Linked DNA regions of Homo sapiens: region 2 is linked to region 1. Evidence: chromatin contacts called from ENCODE Hi-C or POLR2A ChIA-PET data. All regions are on one chromosome and are shown on one strand. Each heading gives the region's core, a stretch centred on a gene start or an enhancer-like site at or near the end of the contact. The rest is flanking DNA. Distances are from core to core; before and after follow the strand shown.

Evidence for each region. Hi-C counts contacts between places; a loop is a spot of excess contacts on that map. ChIA-PET counts read pairs that join two places held with the same protein, here RNA polymerase II (POLR2A).
Region 2: a map of Calu3 shows a loop between it and region 1 (2.1-fold over the local background). The contact joins two enhancer-like sites. A Hi-C loop is called at or near these places in 2 of 168 maps with a recorded cell type or tissue (Calu3 and breast epithelium). POLR2A ChIA-PET finds 5 or more read pairs at or near these places in 1 of 52 experiments (PC-9).

Annotation. Positions count from the first base shown.
Region 1 is chr2:14,778,771-14,784,403 of GRCh38, forward strand. It overlaps a transcript of NBAS not described here. Among named protein-coding and RNA genes, the nearest start is that of LRATD1, 150 kb to the left of the region's middle. Within about 2 kb of position 2,546, at least 2 of the 41 ENCODE cell types and tissues checked have a DNase peak (open chromatin) inside an H3K27ac peak, as active enhancers do; they include PC-9, where a contact is called at or near this core.
Region 2 is chr2:14,823,952-14,829,584 of GRCh38, forward strand. It overlaps a transcript of NBAS not described here. Among named protein-coding and RNA genes, the nearest start is that of LRATD1, 190 kb to the left of the region's middle. Within about 2 kb of position 3,425, at least 2 of the 41 ENCODE cell types and tissues checked have a DNase peak (open chromatin) inside an H3K27ac peak, as active enhancers do; they include PC-9, where a contact is called at or near this core.

The DNA.
Region 1 (5,633 bases), core at 1,296-3,795:
TCAGGAAACAATAGGGATTGGGGGACAAAGAAAAGGCATTGGTTATAGATGGTTCACATTGATGCTCATGGAATGGAGATTGTTGTAGCATCATTAGGAAAATAACAGTAATGTTATGAAGTAGATGAACACCCCTAATTTGTACAGTGCTTTTTATTTACAAGTTTCTTTTGCATATGTCTCTCAGAATGTCTCTGAAAGATTAGCAAGTTAGATATTATTCTCACCACTCTACAAATGAGCCCTCAGAAGCCAAGATCAAATGACTAATCCAAGACGCTTTGATCTTTGATTTGGAGTCCAAAATCTCTTGCAGAGTTCAGGTAATCAATGCAGTGAAAAGTATGAAGGATCAGCAGAACACCAATATCCAGGAGCTGAAGATGAAACAGAAAAGAGTGGGTAGGCATCTTCCAGACAGAGGCACTGATGTCCATGACAAGATCACATGTCTCATATTAGGAATTATCATTTTGGTTCATTGAACTGTGTCTCCCTCCCATGACTAACACAGTGACCTCCTAACAGGTATCTTTGTTGCAGCGCTTGGCCCCTTCAGCATAGTCTCAATGTAGTTGTCAGAATAAACCTGCTGAAATACAATAGCTCACATCAGTCCTCTGCACCGTTTGAGTGGAGTGCAAAGCCCAAGGTCAGCAGGCCCCAGGGACAGGCTCTGGCACCTTGCTGACCTCATTTCCTTAGCTCCTCACTATGTTCCCTCCACCCTGCAAACTGGCTCCTGGCTGTGACTCAAACCCACCAGGCTGGCTCCCACCCCAGTGCCTTTGTGCCTGCTATCCGCTCTGCCTACAACAGCTTTCCCAGACCAGATGTTCACTCCTTTAGTTCTCACCTTATCAGCGCTTCCTGGCTCCTCTATTTAAAATAACACCCCTGCCACCCTTCTCAGCTTTAGTGTTCTCCACAAAACTTGCCTCCACCTCACATACTATATATTTGTTTGTTGTCTCACTCCCAATTCTGGGCTGTGACCTGAGGAAAGCAGATTTTTGTCTTTTTTGTTCACTGCTATACCCCAGTGTCTGCAAGAGTTTATTGTATACAGTAGGATATTTTAAAAGATTTTTCAGATGACTGAATGAGTGAATTCTATAGTATCGTGAAGTTTTCTTGTTTGTTATTACATATATAACTCTCACATGACCCAAAGGGCCCATTTCTTTGTCAATATGTCACTGGCTGTCACTAATGACCAGCCAGGTGCTAGTCCCTGGGACCCCCGATCTTAACCCATTTCAGTCTCCTCTTTTTTCTGCTCCACATGTGGAGAGCAGAACTGAAAGAAAGGCAACTTCCAGTTTTTTCATACTCAGACTAGTGGTGTTAACACAAGCATTTAACCTCCCCAAACATCAGACACTTTGCAGTAAAATGGGGATAATAGTAGCTTCCTCCTGGGCTTGAAAATTGATTAGAGTTCATGGTTAGATGTGATATGAAAAATGATTTTTGAAATTAGTGTAACCTATGGGCCTGTACAAATTAAACACATGGAATGTCTTTTAAGCCAAAACTCTTAATCATGTAATTGCTATTTATGCAGCAGAACTTAGCCTGGATTTTGGATTCAGTCTGGAAGTTGATACTCTGCATTCCTGCAGGAAATGAAATTCTGTGAGAGGCGATCATGCTCAGTCCCTTCTAAATTAGGCCTTCATTTGATTTAAAGAGCTAAGACTTTCTAGGATGGCACTGCCAGATGCAAACATAAGCATAAAAGTTCTTTTAAAAGTCAGATGCAAAGATTTGGTAATCGTTCACTCTCCTCAATTATCCAATTAGCCATGTGTTTTGGAAGAATAGCTAGTTGTACCTTCTTCATAAAGCTTGCTTTCATCAAACATTCACCAGGGGATGAACCATTCTGTTTTTGTCTCCCAGAGATCTTCGAAGGACAAGTTAGAACCCCACTTTCACCCCAAATAACTTAGGGAACCTTTTTTTGGGGCAGTACATAATTGGTACTAAATCTTTATCATGCTGCACTGTGATAATCTGCTTATGTGTTTTATACATCTGTTTCCTCCAATAGACTTGGAGCTTCTTAAGAATAAAACTTGCATTTTCTTTCTTTGTAAATTTGGTCACAAATTTTTATTTGCATATTTTAGGTGCTTATAAAAAGGAAAGGAGGAAGAGAGAATGAGAGAAAGAGAGGGAGGATGCGAAGGCAGTAAGGGAACTAGAGAGACAATTCTATTTAAAAATTTCAGCCATCTTGGACAGAAAAATTTCATGAAATACTTTTTCTAGCTGGTAATTTGGCATTATCCATGCATACTGGAAAATATGCAATAAACAAAATGAAAAATGTTCTCTGCCATCTCCCTCTTTACTGGGATTGAAATGATGTTGCTAACAGTTAGAAGACGTATTTTAAATTGGAGGCTTCCTTGGTATTCCATGAGATTTCCATCTCTCATTTGAACAGACATCAATAACATTGAAGACTCTGTCTCCGTAGTGCCTTTACAATTTAGCACTTGTAAAAATGAGACTTTCCAGCTCATTAACTTGCTTACGCAAATACAGCCCAGAACCAGTTAATCCTGAAAAGTGACTACTCTGTTTTCATCTTTTAATGACGGTTTTATGCCTGGACTTCAGCCTAAACTAAATAAAGGCTCTTGACAGAGACTACTCATTTCCTACCTGGGCTACTTAAAAAAAAAATCTACAGGAAAAAAAAAAAATCCAATACAGCATGGCAGGTTCTGGTCATTTCTTTTCTGAAAATGGCAGAGGACATCATTATTCAATCCAAAGGCAAGGCTGCAGCAGCCAAGTCAAAGTGGTTCTCGATCAGCATGGGAATAGCAAGGTGCTTTAGATGACATTCCTGAGAGCCATAACCAGACTGGGGCCCCTCATTATATGTCCCTGAGACCTCCCTGAGAGTACTTTTATGAAGCACTCTCATGTTAAGGATCTATGTCTATGAGCTATTGTGACAAAAAAAAAAAAAACTGGCATTAAGTGTGTTTAATATCCCCATCCTTTAAGATGCAGATGTGCAAAAGGCAGAGAATTAATTGACACTGATAGTAACTGAAAGCTTGCTCTTGAAATTCTCCCCCTAAACAACACCCATTCTCTAACTCCTGAAGCATGAAATCCAAAGTCCATCCTCCTTAGCATGATGGTCATAGCCCTAATGATTTTGCTCCAACCCTGTCTGTCTCTTCCTCCTCCCCCGCCACAAGTTCATGGACCCACCATGCCAGGCTGTGTACTGTTACTGAAGCCTGCCTTCCACTAATAAAACTCCACTGACTGGGGTATCCATCATAATGGCCAACCCCTATTTTTACCTTTCAAACCCAGGTTAAAGTTCTTCCATGATCCTGGGCTAACAAGTAAAATCAACCTTTACATCCTCTGTTCTCCCCTAGCACTCCAGATTTCTCTTATAAAACATGCATCTGCTTCCTAAGCTAGGAAGCATTCATTAATTAGAACTTGTTCTTAAAACAATGTTCCCCCCATTAAAAAAATGGGCAAAATACATGATCAGACACTTTTCAAAAGAGGACATACATGTGGCCAACAAGCATATGAGAAAAAGCTCAATATCACTGATCGTTAGAGAAATGCAAATCAAAACCGCAATGAAATACCATCTCACACCAGTCAGAGTGGCTATTATGATAAAGTCAAAAAATAACATGCTGGCAAGGTTGCAGAGAAAAGTGAACACTTATAAACTGTTGGTGGGAGTGCAAATTAGTTCAACCATTGTGGAAAGCAGTGTGGTGATTCCCCAAAGAGCTAAAAACAGAACTACCATTTGACCCAGCAATTCCATTACTGGGTTTATACCCAAAGGAATATAAATCATTCTATCATAAAGACAGATGCACACATATGTTCACTGTAGCACTATTCACAATAGCAAAGACAAGGAATCAACCTAAATGCCCACCAATGTTAGACAAGATAAAGAAAACATGGTACATATACACCATGGAATACTACACAGCCATAAAAAAGAATAAGATCATGTCCTTTGCAGGGACATGGATAGAGCTGGAGGCCATTATCCTTAGCAAGGTAACAGAAGAACAGAAAACCAAATACCACATGTTTTCACTTACAAGTGGGAGCTAAATAAGGAGAATACATGGACACATAGAGGGGAATAATAGACACTGAGGCCTCCTTGAGGGTGGAAGGTGGGAGGAGGGAGAAGATCAGAAAAAATTGCCATTGGGTACAAAGCTAAGTACCCAGATGATGAAAAAATCTGTACAACAAACCCTTGTGAGAAAAGTTTACCTATATAACAAACCTGCACATGTACCCCTGAACCGAAAATAAAAGTCAAAAAATAAAGACAGAGAAAAAATAAAAATAAAACTGGGTTTTCCACATTCAATCTGATAATGAAATGGCAAATTGACTATGAATGAATGAACTAGTCACCCTGTTGTGACTAAACGTACTGGAAAATGTGGTTGACCTAACTATTCAGCCTAGTCAGATTGCTGGAGCCTCTGAACAAAAAGTTCCTCCAAATTCTTTTTTTTATTATTATTATTATTATACTTTAAGTTTTAGGGTACATGTGCACAATGTGCAGGTTAGTTACATAAGTATACATGTGCCATGCTGGTGTGCTGCACCCATTAACTCGTCATTTAGCATTAGGTATATCTCCTAATGCTATCCCTCCCCCCTCCCCCCACCCCGCAACAGTCCCCAGAGTGTGATGTTCCCCTTCCTGTATCCATGTGTTCTCATTGTTCAATTCCCACCTATGAGTGAGAACATGCGGTGTTTGGTTTTTTGTCCTTGCAATAGTTTACTGAGAATGATGATTTCCAATTTCATCCATGTCCCTACAAAGGACATGAACTCATCGTTTTTTATGGCTGCATAGTATTCCATGGTGTATATGTGCCATATTTTCTTAATCCAGTCTATCATTGTTGGACATTTGGGTTGGTTCCAAGTCTTTGCTATTGTGAATAGTGCGGCAATAAACATATGTGTGCATATGTCTTTATAGCAGCATGATTTATAGTCCTTTGGGTATATACCCAGTAATGGGATGGCTGGGTCAAATGGTATTTCTAGTTCTAGATCCCTGAGGAATCGCCACACTGACTTCCACAATGGTTGAACTAGTTTACAGTCCCACCAACAGTGTAAAAGTGTTCCTATTTCTCCACATCCTCTCCAGCACCTGTTGTTTCCTGACTTTTTAATGATTGCCACTCTAACTGGTGTGAGATGGTATCTCATTGTAGTTTTGATTTGCATTTCTCTGATGGCCAGTGATGGTGAGCATTTTTTCATGTGTTTTTTGGCTGCATAAATGTCTTCTTTTGAGAAGTGTCTGTTCATGTCCTTTGCCCACTTTTTGATGGGGTTGTTTTTTTCTTGTAAATTCGTTTGAGTTCATTGTAGACTCTGGATATTAGCCCTTTGTCAGATGAGTAGGTTGTGAAAATGTTCTCCCATTTTGTAGGTTGCCTGTTCACTCTGATGGTAGTTTCTTTTGCTGTGCAGAAGCTCTTTGGTTTAATTAGATCCCATTTGTCAATCTTGGCTTTTGTTGCCACTGCTTTTGGTGTTTTAGACATGAAGTCCTTGCCCATGCCTATGTC
Region 2 (5,633 bases), core at 2,175-4,674, 46 kb after region 1:
CTGATACTTTCCCCAACCTGCCCTGAACCTGAATCACCGTGATGTCTGGGGCTACTCAGTGTCGAGAAGGGCAGGAGAAAAGGCCACTGCCCAGAGCCAGAGGGGCAACCCTGCGCCAGACGTGTTGCAAGCAGCATCTCATTCCACTCTCAGCAACTGTCGTCCCCACCCCTCAGGTGATCGCACTTAGTCTCAGAGGCTAGAAAACGTGCCCAAATTTCACATCTAGTAAATAAGAGGTAGAACTAGAATTTGAGCCCAGATTTGTTGATTTCAGACTGTGCAACAAAATATTACCTAGGTTTCACAGGTAATTTTCTCCCTTCAAGGAGGTTACAATTGATTGAGAAGGAAGGAAAAAGAACTGTGAATCTAAATATCAGAAAAAGTACAAATATATAAGTAGATGAACTAAAAGGCAAATAAAATTACAATGCTATTAAGAGGTAGGTTTTACCTCTTCAATACCAGCACATAACACTAGTGTAAAATATAGGAGTCCAATAAATATTTGTAGGGGACAGAAAGAAAGAAAGGGAGGAAAATACTCAAAACCAATAAATCTACACTTTTGTTATTCAGGTGTGGTACTTAGACAAGCAACAAGGGCATCAGCAGCAGCTTATTAAAAATGCAGATTCTCAGGCCCACTCCAGACCTGAGTCAGAATCTGCATTCTAAGGAATCCTCCAGGTGAAGAGCATGCATATGAAATTTGGCGGGGCAGAGGTGCTGGTCTATAAAAAGCACCAAACAGCAAACATCACTGGAATTCCAAACAGTGGGAAAGCAGTGGGAGCTGGAGTAATCGGCGATTGCGACTTGGAGGCAGTAGAACCTGAGTTCATGTTCTATGAGATTATGGGTAGAACTCCTAGAAGGAGATGTTTAGAATTCCACCAAGCAGTGAGGGAAAAGGAAAATGCATGAGAAGGAGCAGACACGCAGGAAGTGAAGTGGTTCAGGAGCTGCAAGCAAAACCTTTCTGTCCAAGGCAAGGGGTACCTGGAGAAGAATGCTTGAGATTTTCTTTTCTGTTCTTTCGGTGCCCTAGGTTCATGTATTTCCACATAAAGTATTTTAATTCACAGAAAGAAAGAAAATTGTTAAAATCAGTAGATATATTTGGCATCTGGAAAAGATGGGTGCTTGTCGGGGTGTGGCAGGCAGCTGGAATCTCCTAACTCATCTTTGCTGATTCTGCCACCTGAGATCCAGCTACTGAACAAGGAACATCAATGTGCTTCATGATGCAGTGGGCTGGGCAGACCCACGATGGGGCTCTGGCCACCTGCAGGTGCAACTCACTTGGTAAAGCTCTATTCCTCTTGGAATAGAATAGAATTTTGCAGGTTCTACTGGCATGAAAAGGTTCTAAGTGCAATATCAATCTGGTGAACATGGTTGTTATCTATATAAAGTAGGTAGCGTATGGTCACTAGTTCACTGATGGTTAACTTGCCCCAGTGCCTTTCTCTAGACAGAAAATTTCACCAGAAGGGAGCTGACTCCCTGTAGCCCCAGTAATTTGCTATAATCATTAACTAAATGCTAATCATCCAGAATACAAATGGCATATGGCCTTAGAAATGAGCCTCGTCTCTCAGAATCTAGGGCAATCCATTCATTCATGCAACAGATCTTTACTGTCAACCTCACGTCAGGGCTTTTGCAGCTATTGTGGATTTGGGGAAGAAAAAAAAATGGTCCCTGTATTCCAGCAACTTATAATATACCTTGCAAATACCTAAGCAATTCAAACTCTCCAAGAAATTTGTTAAATTGGGGGAAAGGTAGGGTTTAGAGGAGTTTAGATGAAGGAAACCCCTAGTCATCCCAGAGAACTTAATGAGACTTCATAAATAAGGCAGGAACTAGGCTGGGTGTCAGTAGGCATTTGCCAGGTAGAAACGTTACATGAAAGGACACGGGTGTTCCAGGTGGAAAAAGCAGTTTGCACGAAATCGATGAGATACGAGTGAGCAGGATGTGTTGGGGGCTACAGAGGTTATGGATAATAATACAGACTTTTTAATCCAATAGTCCAGGATTCAAATAGGTTTGGCAATTAGTACCCATGAGACCATAAGTAACTGTGTGAAGTAATAAATGTTTTTTGTTTCAAGAGGCTAAATGAGGAGGGTGTAATTTGTTACACAGCAATAGATAACTAATACACTGTGAACTAATGAGAAACAAGTTCAGGGCTTCTCACTGGCACTAACTTTTTCTAAAGCTCAAAGGGGTGAGGAGGAGCTAGCAATGTGTTCACATGGTCACAAGTCTTTGTAATTATGTAAAATTAAAATATTGGATTTTGTGATGTTTGAGGTATTTGTTGGCATCTTAAAATTTGTAATTAGTTGTGCTTTTCTATTTATTCTGAATAAACATTGACTTTTATAACAAAATAAATATATAAGTAAATATGTAAATGCACACACATACATAAGACACTGTATTTAATGGGATGTGGTATGTGTGTGATGCTATTTAGTGGAAGGGATGTGAGATATTATATATAAATGAGATACCATGTAGGGATTTGAAAAAATTCAGTTCGTAGATGTGGCTAAATTCCAAGCCATGCCAATCTCTCCTCTTGCATCTGTCTTCCTGTCCCTTTCTCATGGCAGCTCCATGCAGAACTCTGCCCATCACTGTTTGCTTCAGGGCATCCAAGCTCAACAAACACTGTGGTGTTTTAGTGCACAAGAGAGGCTGACTGAGTCATGAGGAAGAGATCACATCATGCTCCTGTAGGGCACTCCCTTGCAGTCTGGCTGGCCTTCTCACAGAGCCCTGCTCCTTACCATTCAACCCTACCCTAAACCTCCAGTCCCAAAGTGAGGCCTTTGCTGTCACTCACAGGCGCTAGGAAGAAGTTTGGTCCAGCCCCTGCCTCTGACTACTTTTCTCCTGGAGATGCCTCCTGGAATGCTAGAGAACATGTTCCAACTCTTTGTAAAGCTATGCTGGAATATCCAGAGAATCCCCTTAAAAACAAGCCTGCAACACAATCCCACTACCCTCATTTTCTATAGGTTAAAGGTCACATTGCACCCAGAAGCAGGACTTAATTAAGAAAGGTTAATGAGAAAAGACCAGAGGTAAGTCTATTTCCAATATATCACACTCATTCCAAATAAATATAACACAGCATGATGTACAAGTTAATGTCTTATAGTAGTTCAAAGACAGAAAAGTCAGGAAAAATTTGAACCACCACAGAGCAAGGACCAGATAGTTCTGTGAATTCAAAAGAAACTGCATCTTACTCACATTGTGAGTGGTGATTTGGTTTCATCAAAATATCATCTATCATGTTAATATTGTTAATTCAAATTCTATTTGTTTTGCAGCTCTGTATGTAGTTTGTAAACATGTTTTGATTTTAGATACATATAAGAATTACAAGCATGAGGAATGTAACTGCATTTCACATTTGTGTAGACATGAGTCAACACTTGGGAGTCCGTGGGCATTTTTTCAGCTTGAAGAAACACTGGCTTTTGTGAATAATGCTGTCATGAACATGAGAGTGCAGGCATCCTTTCAAGATCTTGATTTCAATTATATTGAACACAGAAACAGCCTCCATGTTCATCAGTGGATGAATGGATAAAGAAAAGGCAGTATATGCATTTAATGAAATATTATTCAGCCTTAAAAAGAAGGAAATCCTGTCATATGAGACAACATAGATGAATCTAGAGAACATTATCCTAAGTGAGATAAGCCAGTCACAAAAGGACAAATACTGAATGCTTCCACTTATACGATGTATATGAAATAATCAAACTTAGAGGAGCAGGGAATGGAATGGTGTTTGCCAGGGGCTAGAGAGAGGGGAAGTGGGGAGTTCCTGTTCAACAGGAATAGTTTCAGTCCTATTAGATGAGTAAGTTCCAAAGACCTGCTGTGCAACACTGTGCCTGTGCTTGATACTGTACTTAAGTGCAGAGGATGGATCTTATGTTAAGTATTTTTACAATAATAAAAAAAAGACACTTTGAAATTTTTTTAAAAAATAAACTTTGGCTTAACATTTTAGAAAGTGAAAAATGAAAAACACAAAAACATACTATAATCTCAGTTATTCATTCATTTACTCATTCAGCATATGTTTATTGGATACTGATTGTATATGGTCAGAAATTATGTGAAACACTGGGTACAGCAGTAAATAAATTAGGTGGACATGGCTCTCCTGTATCTTACCTTCTAGAAAAAAAATAGATAATAAATAAACGTTTTTAAAAGACAATTTTAGAATGTGATGTGCGTATGGAAGAAAATACACCAGGTTGGTTTGATAACAAGTGGCTGATGGAGGCTACTTGGGTTTGGTGAGCAGGAAAGGTCTTTCCATGGAAGGGGCATTTGAGCTGACACCTGGGTGATGAGAGGGAGCAGCCCATGAAAAAGCCAGAGGATTAATGTTCCAGGCAGAGGAAACAGGAAGTGCAAAGTCCCATGAGTGACATGGGTGGAAAAAGGAGGAGAGGTTAGGCAGAGTCAGACCACATTGGGTCTTTCAAACCACATGAGAGGAATCTAGATTTTATTCTAGGCTCAATGGGAAGCCTTAGAAAAGTTCTTTAGAGGGGAGTAAGATTTAATTAACACATACAAAGATCACTTTAATGACTGTGCAAAAAAAATAAATTCTATGAAACAAGAGTGAAAACAAGGTGATGAGTTGGGAGGCTGTTGGAATGGACCAAGTAGGACATGATGGTGCCTGAGTGAGGGAGTGGCAGTGGAGCAGGAAGAAGTGAATGAATTTAACTAACTATATGCAGTCAGAGGTGCAATCCATAGGACTTGCTGATGGATTAGAAGTGAAAAGATGAGGGAGAGAAAGAGAAGAATCATAGATGTTTCATAGGTGTTGGGGTTGAAATTATTATTTAAACAAAATAGCATGGATGTCAAAATAATTCTGAATAAAAATATAACAAAACATTAAGAGTGAATCTTTGGATGATAGAAACAGATTGCTTTTGTGTGAATATGAATTATTTTTAAATGAGACTGTACAATTAATGCTTTCTGTTTAATTGCCTGGTGGTGATTTTTGTTTTTCTTTTTTTTTTTTTCACAGAGTCAAGACTCAAAGTCACCTGAGGAAGGCAGAGGTCTTTATTAGAAGTCTGACAGGATGAGGCCCAGAATAGAAGAAGCCAAGGATCAGAACCCAGGTTAATGGATAACGTTAAGGTACGTAAGGGCTCAGGAGTCAGAAAGGGAGATTACACTGAACTCAGCTGCTCAGGTCTACATGTGCTTCATGACTGCTTTGAAAGAGTTAGAAACACCTATCTGTTCCTGCTGAGCAATAATAATGCTTGTCAGTATTATTATTTCCAGAGACGTAGAATGAATGAGGGTGTTTCTCTACTGAAATGCACAGCTAGTACCAATCTTCTCCTGTATCTACTACTGAAAGTATAAAGAATACATAGAACAAGGCAACTAGGAGGTCACACCCAAATTGTCACAATTTATCCTCACTATTATCATTCTTCATCATTAAAACAGCCAACTTTATATGATTTCATAGATGATAAAACTGAGAAACAAATGGACAAAGTACATTTCTAAGATTGCACCAAAGAGCAATCTTTGGT